Regions from separate parts of the Homo sapiens genome. Here region 1 is linked to region 2. Evidence: chromatin contacts called from ENCODE Hi-C or POLR2A ChIA-PET data. All regions are on one chromosome and are shown on one strand. Each heading gives the region's core, a stretch centred on a gene start or an enhancer-like site at or near the end of the contact. The rest is flanking DNA. Distances are from core to core; before and after follow the strand shown.

Region 1 (4,649 bases), core at 2,150-4,649, 61 kb after region 2:
GCATTCTTTCCCACAATTAGGAAATTAACATGGACAAACTGTATTTAAATTTTGCCAATTTTGGCTGGGCATGATGACTCAGGCCTGTAATCCCAGCACTTTGGGAGGCCAAAGTGGGAGGATTGCTGGAGGCCAGGAGTTGGAGACCAGCCTGGACAACACAGTGAGACCTTGTCTCTCCAAAATAGCTGGCATGGTTGTGTTCCTGTAGTCGTAGTTACTTGGGATGATGAGGCAGGAGGATTGCTTGAGCCCAGGAGTTCAAGGTTACAGTCAGTTGTGATTGAGTTGTGATTGCACTCCAGCCTGGGAAACAGAGCAACACGCTGTCTCTAAAAATAAAAATAAAAGGTGAAAAATAAATAGAAACAGTTTTGCATGGATTCTTTTGTACGTTGTTTATTTAGTTGTATATAATTTTATCGTGTTAATTTTTGCAGCCACACACATCTGGCAATCGTTTTTTAATTTTTGATTTTTCTCTATGGTAGCTTTTTTTATGGATGAGTTATGATTTTACCTCTGAGAATATTTTTGATTCTGTTTATTCCTGCAACTCTTTCTTCAGATATTTAGTTTCTCATTTTTGTAGTGTTTATTTCCCTTGTAGTTTTTCTAGTTTGTAAAAGTGATAATCTCTGGTTTGAGAATTCCTGTTCTTCTGCCAGTGGATTCAGTGTCTGTTTACCAGTTGGTCAGGATTGATTTTAGGGGAGGTATGAGATACGTGGCAAAATATGGGGTAAAATGTCTCCTTATTTCTTCTGGGTAATAGCAGCCACCTGAGTGCCATCCTGATTCTGGGGCTCCAGTGCCTGTTTCCAGTGAAGACTTTGCTTCTGTCAGTGTTGGGGATAGAACATGGTTATTGGTAGAGGGAGTGGCCTGTCCACTTGTGCCAAACACATTTCCCCACCATCGCTTGTGACTGCACCACTGCACCAGACCTGCTTTTGTTTCCCCATGGTAGCCGCCCTGAACCTACGGCTTGGATAGAATACCCCTACGTTCTCTCTCTCACCTTCATAGCTGATCCCAGTTTTAATAGCATTCCTCTTTTGAGGCTTATGCATGGTTATTGCCTCTGTAAACCTAGTTCTGCTGCTGCTATCTCTTTTTTTTTTTTTTTTTTGAGACGGAGTCTCGCTCTGTCACCTAGGCTGGAGTGCAGTGGCATGATCTCCGCTCACTGCTCCGCCTCCCGGGTTCATGCCATTCTCCTGCCTCAGCCTGCTGAGTAGCTGGGACTACAGGCGCCCGCCACCACGCCCGGCTAATTTTTTTGTATTTTTAGTAGAGATGGGGTTTCACCTTGTTAGCCAGGATGGTCTCGATCTCCTGACCTCATGATCCTCCCGCCTCGGCCTCCCAAAGTGCTGGGATTACAGGCGTGAGCCACCACACCCGGCCTGCTATCTCTTCTTGTTTCCCAGAATTATTTTAGAAAATAATATATCAAATATATCAATAAACCCACACCCTTTTTTTTTTTTTTTTGAGGTGGAGTTTTGCTCTGTCACCCAGGCTGTAGTGCAGTAGTGCTGTCTTGGCTCACTGAAACCTCCACCTCCCGGGTTCAAGCAATTCTCCTGCCTCAGCCTCCTGAGTAGCTATGATTACAGGTGCCCGCCACCACGCCCGGCTAATTTTGTATTTTTAGTAGAGATGGGGGTTTCACCATGTTGGCCAGGCTGGTCTTGAACTCCTGACCTCAGGTGATCTGCCCTCCTCATCCTCCCAAAGTGCTGGGATTACAGGTGTGAGCCACCGTGCCCGGCCTAAACCCACATCTTTAGTAATTTCTACGATTTAGATTGGGAGGGGAAGCATGTACAGATGCTTTTTGACTTACGATGTTTATGCTACATTCCATAAACCCATCAGAAGTTCAAAATACTGTAAATCAGGCTGGGCGCAGTGGTTCACACTTGTAATCCCAGCACTTTGGGAGGCTGACCTGGGTGGACTGCTTGAGCCCAGGAGTTCAAGACCAGCCTGGCAACATGGGGAAACCCTGTTTCTACAAAAAATACAAAAATTAGGTGGGTGTGGTGGCATGCACCTTTAGTCCCAGCTGCTCAGGAGGCTGAGATAGGAGGATTACTTGAGCCCAGGAGGCAGAGGTTGCAGTGAGCTGAGATTGTGGCGTTGCATTCTAGCCTGGGTGACAGTGAGACCTTACCTCAAAAAAGAGAAAAAGAAAATACTGTAAGTCAAAATGCATTTAATATACCCAGCCTATTGAACATCATAGCTTAGCCAAACCTACCTTAAATGTGCTTAGAACCCTTATATTAGCCTACAGTTGGGCAAAATCTTCTAGCATAAAGCTAGATGATTTAATAATGAATAATATAAAAGATAATTATTTTACAATAAAATGTCGAATATCTTGTAATTTATTGAATACTGTACTAAAAATAAAAAAAACAATAAATACTTGAAGTAGAGTTTCTACTGAATGCTTATTGCACCATTGTAAATTTGAAAAATCATTACTTTGAGCCCTCATTAAATTGGGACCTTCCATATGTCTGTGCAGTCCACTTTGATCCAATCTCTTCAGGCCTTTTTTTTCTTTGAGACGGAGTGTCACTCTGTCGCCAGGCTAGAGTGCAGTGGTGCGATCTTGGCTCACTGCAGCTTCTGCCTCATGGGTTCAAGCGATTCTCCTGCCTCAGCCTCCGGAGTAGCTGGGACTACAAGCGCACGCCACCACAGCCAGCTGATTTCTGTATTTTTAGTAGAGATAGTTTCACCATGTTGGCCAGGATGATCTTGGTCTCTTGACCTTGTGATTCACCTGCCTTAGCCTCCCCAAGTGTTGGGATTACAGGCGTGAGCCACCGTGCCCAGCCCTGCCTTTTTTTTTTTTTTTTTTTTTTGAGACAGAGCCTCACTCTGTCGCCCAGGCTGGAGTGCAGTGGTGTGATCTCAGCTCACTGCAGTCTCCACCTCCCAGGTTGAAGCAGTTCTGGTTTAGATTTCCTGAGTAGCTGGTACTACAGGTGCACGTCACCATGCCTGGCTAATTTTTGTTTTAGTAGAGATGGGGTTTTACCATATTGGTCAGGCTGGTCTCAAACTTCTGACCTCAGGTGATCCACCCACCTTGGCCTCCCAAAGTGTTGAAATTACAGGTGTGAGCCACTGCGCTTGGCCTAAAGGACATTTTGGGAACCGGTGTTAATGTCTATTGAAACCTTTTATTTTTGGAATATCAGATTTTGAAAGATAAATTGACCATTGGAGGTTATATGTTACATAGGTTTGGGAATTTCCTGTTTCTAGTTTGCTGCTAAACCAGAACTCTGAAGTCTCAATGTTTTTTTTTAAGCCGATAGGAAAGAGAGATTTTCATTCTGAATCTTTGTTTTTCACAGTTGAGGCTTACGAGTAGTCATCTTGTTATTTTTAAAACACTTCATAGTGCGGTTTGCGCTTGTCTGACAGAATGGTTGGGTTGGCTCAATACTTTGATATTTTTCTTTTTCGTCTTTGCCGTAGTATTTTTTTTTTAAGTTATGCATCTAAATCAAGACAGAATCACATTTCTTTGCCCCAAAACCCTTTTGCCTAGAATTATGTTCTTTGGAAACCCTAGCGTTTGAAATAAGTTGCTACTGTGGTAAGGGTAAATTTAATTTTCAGAAAAAAGCTGTTCTGACTTATTTTTCTTCCCCATTTAGTTTTTCCATGGTTTGGACTGGATATCGGTGGAACTCTGGTCAAGCTGGTATATTTTGAACCCAAAGACATCACTGCTGAAGAAGAAGAGGAAGAAGTGGAAAGTCTTAAAAGCATTCGGAAGTACCTGACCTCCAATGTGGCTTATGGGTCTACAGGCATTCGGGACGTGCACCTCGAGCTGAAGGACCTGACTCTGTGTGGACGCAAAGGCAATCTGCACTTTATACGCTTTCCCACTCATGACATGCCTGCTTTTATTCAAATGGGCAGAGATAAAAACTTCTCGAGTCTCCACACTGTCTTTTGTGCCACTGGAGGTGGAGCGTACAAATTTGAGCAGGATTTTCTCACAGTATGCATTTTTTAGCTTATATACAATTTATGGTAATTTGATTGTTAAAAATAATGCCAGTAGCAAGTGGTGAAATAATTTCCATCTCTAATGGAACTTGAATTTTCTTGAGTCAAATGAAGATTAAAGGTACGCTAGTGATAGGAGTTGGCCATCTAGAGGTGGTTGTCTAGTTCAGATGTATGGACGACAATCAGAACCACTAAAAGGGTAGCATTTTATTGCTCCTTTAGTATGAAAAATTAGGGCATCTGCTATACGTTGAGGAAGAAACTACCTAAAAGGAACATCATTAGATCATGAACAATGAGATTGAAATATAATTAAAATCATTTCATGTCATAAAATTGTTTTCAGTCTTGTCTACCACATAATTTCTCTTGTCTCCCTCAGTTGTTTGCTGGCATGTTCACTAACTGAAAAAAATAAGGAACTCTGGTCAAAAGTGGTGTTTTCAGGCTCAGGGCTGGTCTGAGATGGGTGACTGCAGAGCCCTCCTCTCCCAGAATGCTTTCTGATGTGTTCTGTGCTGCACACTTAACTGGAGTCTCGCCACCATGTCTGGCCCCTGGGGAATGCTGCCAGGCGCTCTATCTTGCTTTCATTG
Region 2 (4,370 bases), core at 1,732-4,231:
ATGAATTACACCCATGAAATAGGGTGGGATGCAATAAGAAATAAAAGATAATATAAATAGCCAGATAGGGTCAAAAGATGATTTATTTTACTTTATATTTTTGAAATAATTTCAGATTTACAACATAGTTGCAAAAATAATGCAAATGTTTACATCTTACATAACCCAGTACAATGATCCTAACACTGACAGATTGTTGTTGTTGTTGTTAATTTGAGACAGAGTTTCACTGTTGTTGCCCAAGCTGGAGTGCAATGGTGCGATCTCGGCTCACTGCCGCCTCTGCCTCCCGGGTTCAAGCGATTCTCCTACCTCAGCCTCCTGAGTAGCTGGGATTGCAGGTGCCCACCACCATGCCTGGCTGATTTTTGTATTTTTAGTAGAGACAGGGTTTCACCATGTTGTCCAGGCTGGTTTCAAACTCCTGACCTCAGGTGATCCACCCACCTCGGCGTCCCAAAGTGCTGGAATTAGAGGCGTGAGCCACCATGCCCAGCTAGATTATTGTTAACTGATCCAAAAGCCTTATTTGGATTTCACCTGAAGTCCTTTTTCTGTTTCAGGATCCAACCCAGGTTCCCATATTGCATTCAGTTGTCATGTCACTTTGGTGTCCTTTTCTCTGGAGCAGTCTCTCAGTCTCCTTGTTTTTCCTGACCTTGAAATTTTTGAAGAGTTATTCTGCAGAGCAGTGCTATCCAATAGAACTTTCAGTGATGATAGAAATGCTCTGTTTGGGCCTGACGCTGTGGCTCACACCTGTAATCCCAGAACTTTGGGAGGCTGAGGCAGGCAGATCACCTGAGGTCGGGAGTTTGAGACCAACCTGGCCAAGGTGGAGAAACCCCGTGTCTACTAAAAATGCAAAATTAGCTGGGCATGGTGGTGCATGCCTATAATCCCAGCTACTCGGGAGGCTGAGGCAGGAGAATCGCTTGAACCTGGGAGGCAGAGGTTGTGGTGAGCCGAGATCACGCCATTGTACTCCAACCTCAACAACAAGAGTGAAACTCTGTCTCAAAACAAAACAAACAAAAAAAATAGAAATGCTCTGTGTCACCGAGTATGAAGCCATTAGCTACATGAAAATAGCATTTGAAATGTGGCTCATGGGCCAGGTGCAGTGGCTCACGCCTGTAATCCCAGCACTTTGGGAGGCCAAGGTGGGTGGATCACTTGAGGTCAGGAGTTTGAGACCTGCCTGGCCCATATGGTGAAACCTCGTCTCTACTAAAAATACAAAAATTGGCCGGGCGTGGTGACATGCGCCTGTAGTCCCAGCTACTCGTGAGGCTGAGGCAGGAGAATCACTTGAACCCGGGAGGCGGAGGTTGCAGTGAGCCGAGATTGGGCCACTGCACTCCAGCCTGGGTGAAAGAGTGAGATTCTGTTTCAAAAAAAAAAAAAAAAAAAAAAAAGAGAAATGTGGCTCGTGGGTCTCAGGAACTGGCTTCTAAGTATTATTTAATTTTAATTAAAATAGCTACATGTGGCTAGTAGCCATTGTATTGGATAGGACAGCTGTCAAATGTCTCTCGTTTTGGGTTTGCTTACTGTTTCCCTATGATTAGTTTCAGATCATGAGCTTTTGATAGGAATACCATAAGCATGTTGTTGTGTTCTTCTTTGTCTAAATCTTTATAAAAGCTGTTGATAGGTGGCAGGGAACCACCTAGTCAGGCAGTGGGATTGTTTGAATGCTCTTTGAGGTCCAGCAAAGACAGGAGTGATAGCTGCACTTGGAAGCCCGCTCCTACACTTTCAATGTTCTTCCTGAAAGAATTAGATATGAAGCTGCTAGAGCTGCTCCGGTGGGGAGCAGGCAGGATTGATTCTTGAACTAATCAACATTTATGCCCTCTTGGCTAAACTAGGCAGAGCTGGTTTTATTACAGTTCAGGTGTGATTAAGCATACTTTGTAAATGCTGAAGGTTGTGAAATATTCACAGGGATATAAAGTACAGTAATAAAACCTCACTTGAGGCTGGGCGTAGTGGCTCACGCCTGTAATCCCAGCACTTTGGGAGGCCGAGGTGGGAGGATCACCTGAGGTCAGGAGTTTGAGACCAGCCTGGCCAACATGGTGAAACTCCGTCTCTACTAAAAATACAAAAATTAGCCGGGCGCAGTGGCATGTGCCTGTAATCTCAGCTACTTGGGAGGCTGAGGCAGGAGAATTGCTTGAACCCAGGAGGTGGAGGTTGCAGTGAGCCGAGATCGCGCCATTGTACTCCAGCCTGGGCGACAGAGCATGACTCTGTCTCAAAAAAAAAAAAAAAAAAAAAGAATAGAAGACCCTGTGCCTGGAAGATCGTAGGTGCTCAGTAAGTGCTGGCCTCTGCCCCAGAAGGGGAAGGGCGAGGCAGATGGCAGGAACTGCGGGAGGTACCTGTCCCAGGCCCTTGGGCGTAAGAGGCCTCTCCCACGCAGCACCCAACCCATACCCAGCCTGCCCGCCAGCCAACCTTGGCGTCCCTGCCTTGCGCCTACCTACCCAGCAGTCCCCCGCCCGCTCCCACTCCCACAGGCCCAGCGTGCACGTCTCCAGGATAGGCATCCTTGCCCCTGTGACTTCAGCGGCACCCAACGTTTATTGGGCACTAACTGTATGCCAGGCCATGGGGGTGCCGGAGAGAACGACACGAAGACCCTCACCCCTCAAAGTTCCCAGGGGGAGGAGGGGCTGCTTCACTTGGGAAGCGTGGGGATGGAATTCTCAGCCCCCCGATGACTCCGAGGCCGGCCACCTGCCTGGTTTCTGGCCGGACACCGGACTTCCCCTGGAAGTTGCTCGAGACTGCGCGCCCCCAGCAAAAAATCAGGTCGGTTCTCCGAGCCCAGTCTAGCGCTTCCCGACCCGCAAACCAAGGCCCAGTGACCGTCCCCGCTGCGCAGCCGCCTGCGTCGCCAGCCAACCACGCGCGGCCGAGTAGCCCCGCCCCTCCACATGGCCAATGGCCGCGCGCTCTGCCCGCCCCGCCTCCTCGCTGCGGGAAGGGTCCTGGGCCCCGGGCGGCGGTCGCCAGGTCTCAGGGCCGGGGGTACCCGAGGTAAGATCGCTTCCCGGGCGTTGGGTCCTTTCGGCTCAGCACGCACGGACGCCTTTAGGGAAGGTGGCTGCAGCGGCAGGACGGAGTCCGCCGGGACGCCCTGGGTCTGGGGTGCGCGGGGGGCCCAGGAGGGGACAGGACGCGCGGGGATCCGGAAGAGCGGGCCCTGTCGCAAGAGTTTCGGGAACACTGAGGGCTCCAGGCGCCGCATCCAGCATCCGGGGAAAAGGGGGTAGGTGGCGCTGGGCGTCTGCTCAGGCTGGGGGAAAGGTAGGGCCAGAAGGGGACGGGCAGCGGCCGCTGACCTCCTCCTGCCGCCCGCGGGCCCAGGGTGACGCTAAGGTGGGGCCGAGCCTCGACCGGGTGCGCCTAGAGGTCGAGTGCTGCCGCCCTCCGCTGGGTCTGGACAGTTCTCGGCGGCGACACCAGCTCAAAACGGCCTCCCCGCCCTCCGCGGACCTGGGTCGCGCCCAGGAATCCGATCCAAGGCTGTGAGGCCTGTCCCTTTGGGAAGGGTGGGTGTTTATTTCCGGGATGCACTCAGAGCCTCTGGACAGTCAGGTCGGAAACTTTGCTGTATTGGGAACACTCTGTCACCTACTTCCTTCTCAGTTGGGAAGGAAGTGCCAAGAAAACATGAAACAAACCAAAAACACGAAAAAGGGATTCTCTGTATGGAAGCCGTGAAGCCTCAAAAATATCTAGGAGGACAGCCAGCGACCTGGGACCTGTGGCAGCCATGTGAAAGCAGGGTTAATGTCTGGACTAAATGTTGCTTCCACCTAAGTGCACCCTCAGCCTCCCTCCCGCCAAGTGACCTTGGGTCCTCTTTGGGCTTGAAGGCAGGTGGCTGTGTGGGTCTCGCTGCAGGGGTCTCTGTGCCCTGCAAGGTGTATGACCAGTTGCAGTGAGGCAGCAGGTTTTGGGTTCAAATCCTGTGCTAGCCTCTGGCCAGCTGTGCACCTTGGCAACACTTTCCCTGTCACGGGATTGGGGAAGGATTAACTGAAAGAACCTTAGGATGTGCCTGTCTACAATGGGCCCTCCATAAATGTGAACAAATGTGGGCTTCCTTTCCTTTTGTTTGGGCCACATCATCCCTTCCCCTCCATCTGTGGCTGAAGCTGGAATGCAGAAGAGTGCCTCATCTGACTGCCTTCTGGTACCTGGCTGATGCCATGAGAAAGGAAGGAGAAAGGGGTCTTTTTTTTTTTGAAATGGAGTCTCACTCTCTTGCCCAGGCTGGAGCGCAGTGGTCCAATCTTGGCTCACTGCAACCTCTGCCTCCTGGGTCTAGAGATTCTCCTGCCTCAGCCTCC

The links. Hi-C counts contacts between places; a loop is a spot of excess contacts on that map. ChIA-PET counts read pairs that join two places held with the same protein, here RNA polymerase II (POLR2A). Pooled maps may share reads with other maps.
Region 1: a loop to region 2 is called in a map with no recorded cell type, with 5 times the contacts of the local background. The contact joins the enhancer-like site here to the promoter of MAVS in region 2. A Hi-C loop is called at or near these places in 3 of 168 maps with a recorded cell type or tissue (CD14-positive monocyte, CD8-positive, alpha-beta T cell and HCT116), 3 of 37 single-sample maps with no recorded cell type and 6 of 50 pooled maps. POLR2A ChIA-PET finds 5 or more read pairs at or near these places in 17 of 52 experiments (A549, CD4-positive, alpha-beta memory T cell, CD8-positive, alpha-beta T cell and 13 more).

Annotation. Positions count from the first base shown.
Region 1 is chr20:3,904,237-3,908,885 of GRCh38, forward strand. It overlaps PANK2 (pantothenate kinase 2), which reads left to right. Exons shown (of 7, transcript NM_001386393.1): 2 at 3,690-4,042. Among named protein-coding and RNA genes, the nearest start is that of MIR103A2, 11 kb to the right of the region's middle. RefSeq lists enhancers at 1,280-1,780, 2,502-2,581. Within about 2 kb of position 3,400, at least 9 of the 41 ENCODE cell types and tissues checked have a DNase peak (open chromatin) inside an H3K27ac peak, as active enhancers do; they include CD8-positive, alpha-beta T cell and OCI-LY7, where a contact is called at or near this core.
Region 2 is chr20:3,843,853-3,848,222 of GRCh38, forward strand. It overlaps MAVS (mitochondrial antiviral signaling protein), which reads left to right and starts at 2,982. Exons shown (of 7, transcript NM_020746.5): 1 at 2,982-3,051. RefSeq lists an enhancer at 898-1,037 and silencers at 2,399-2,448, 2,879-3,258.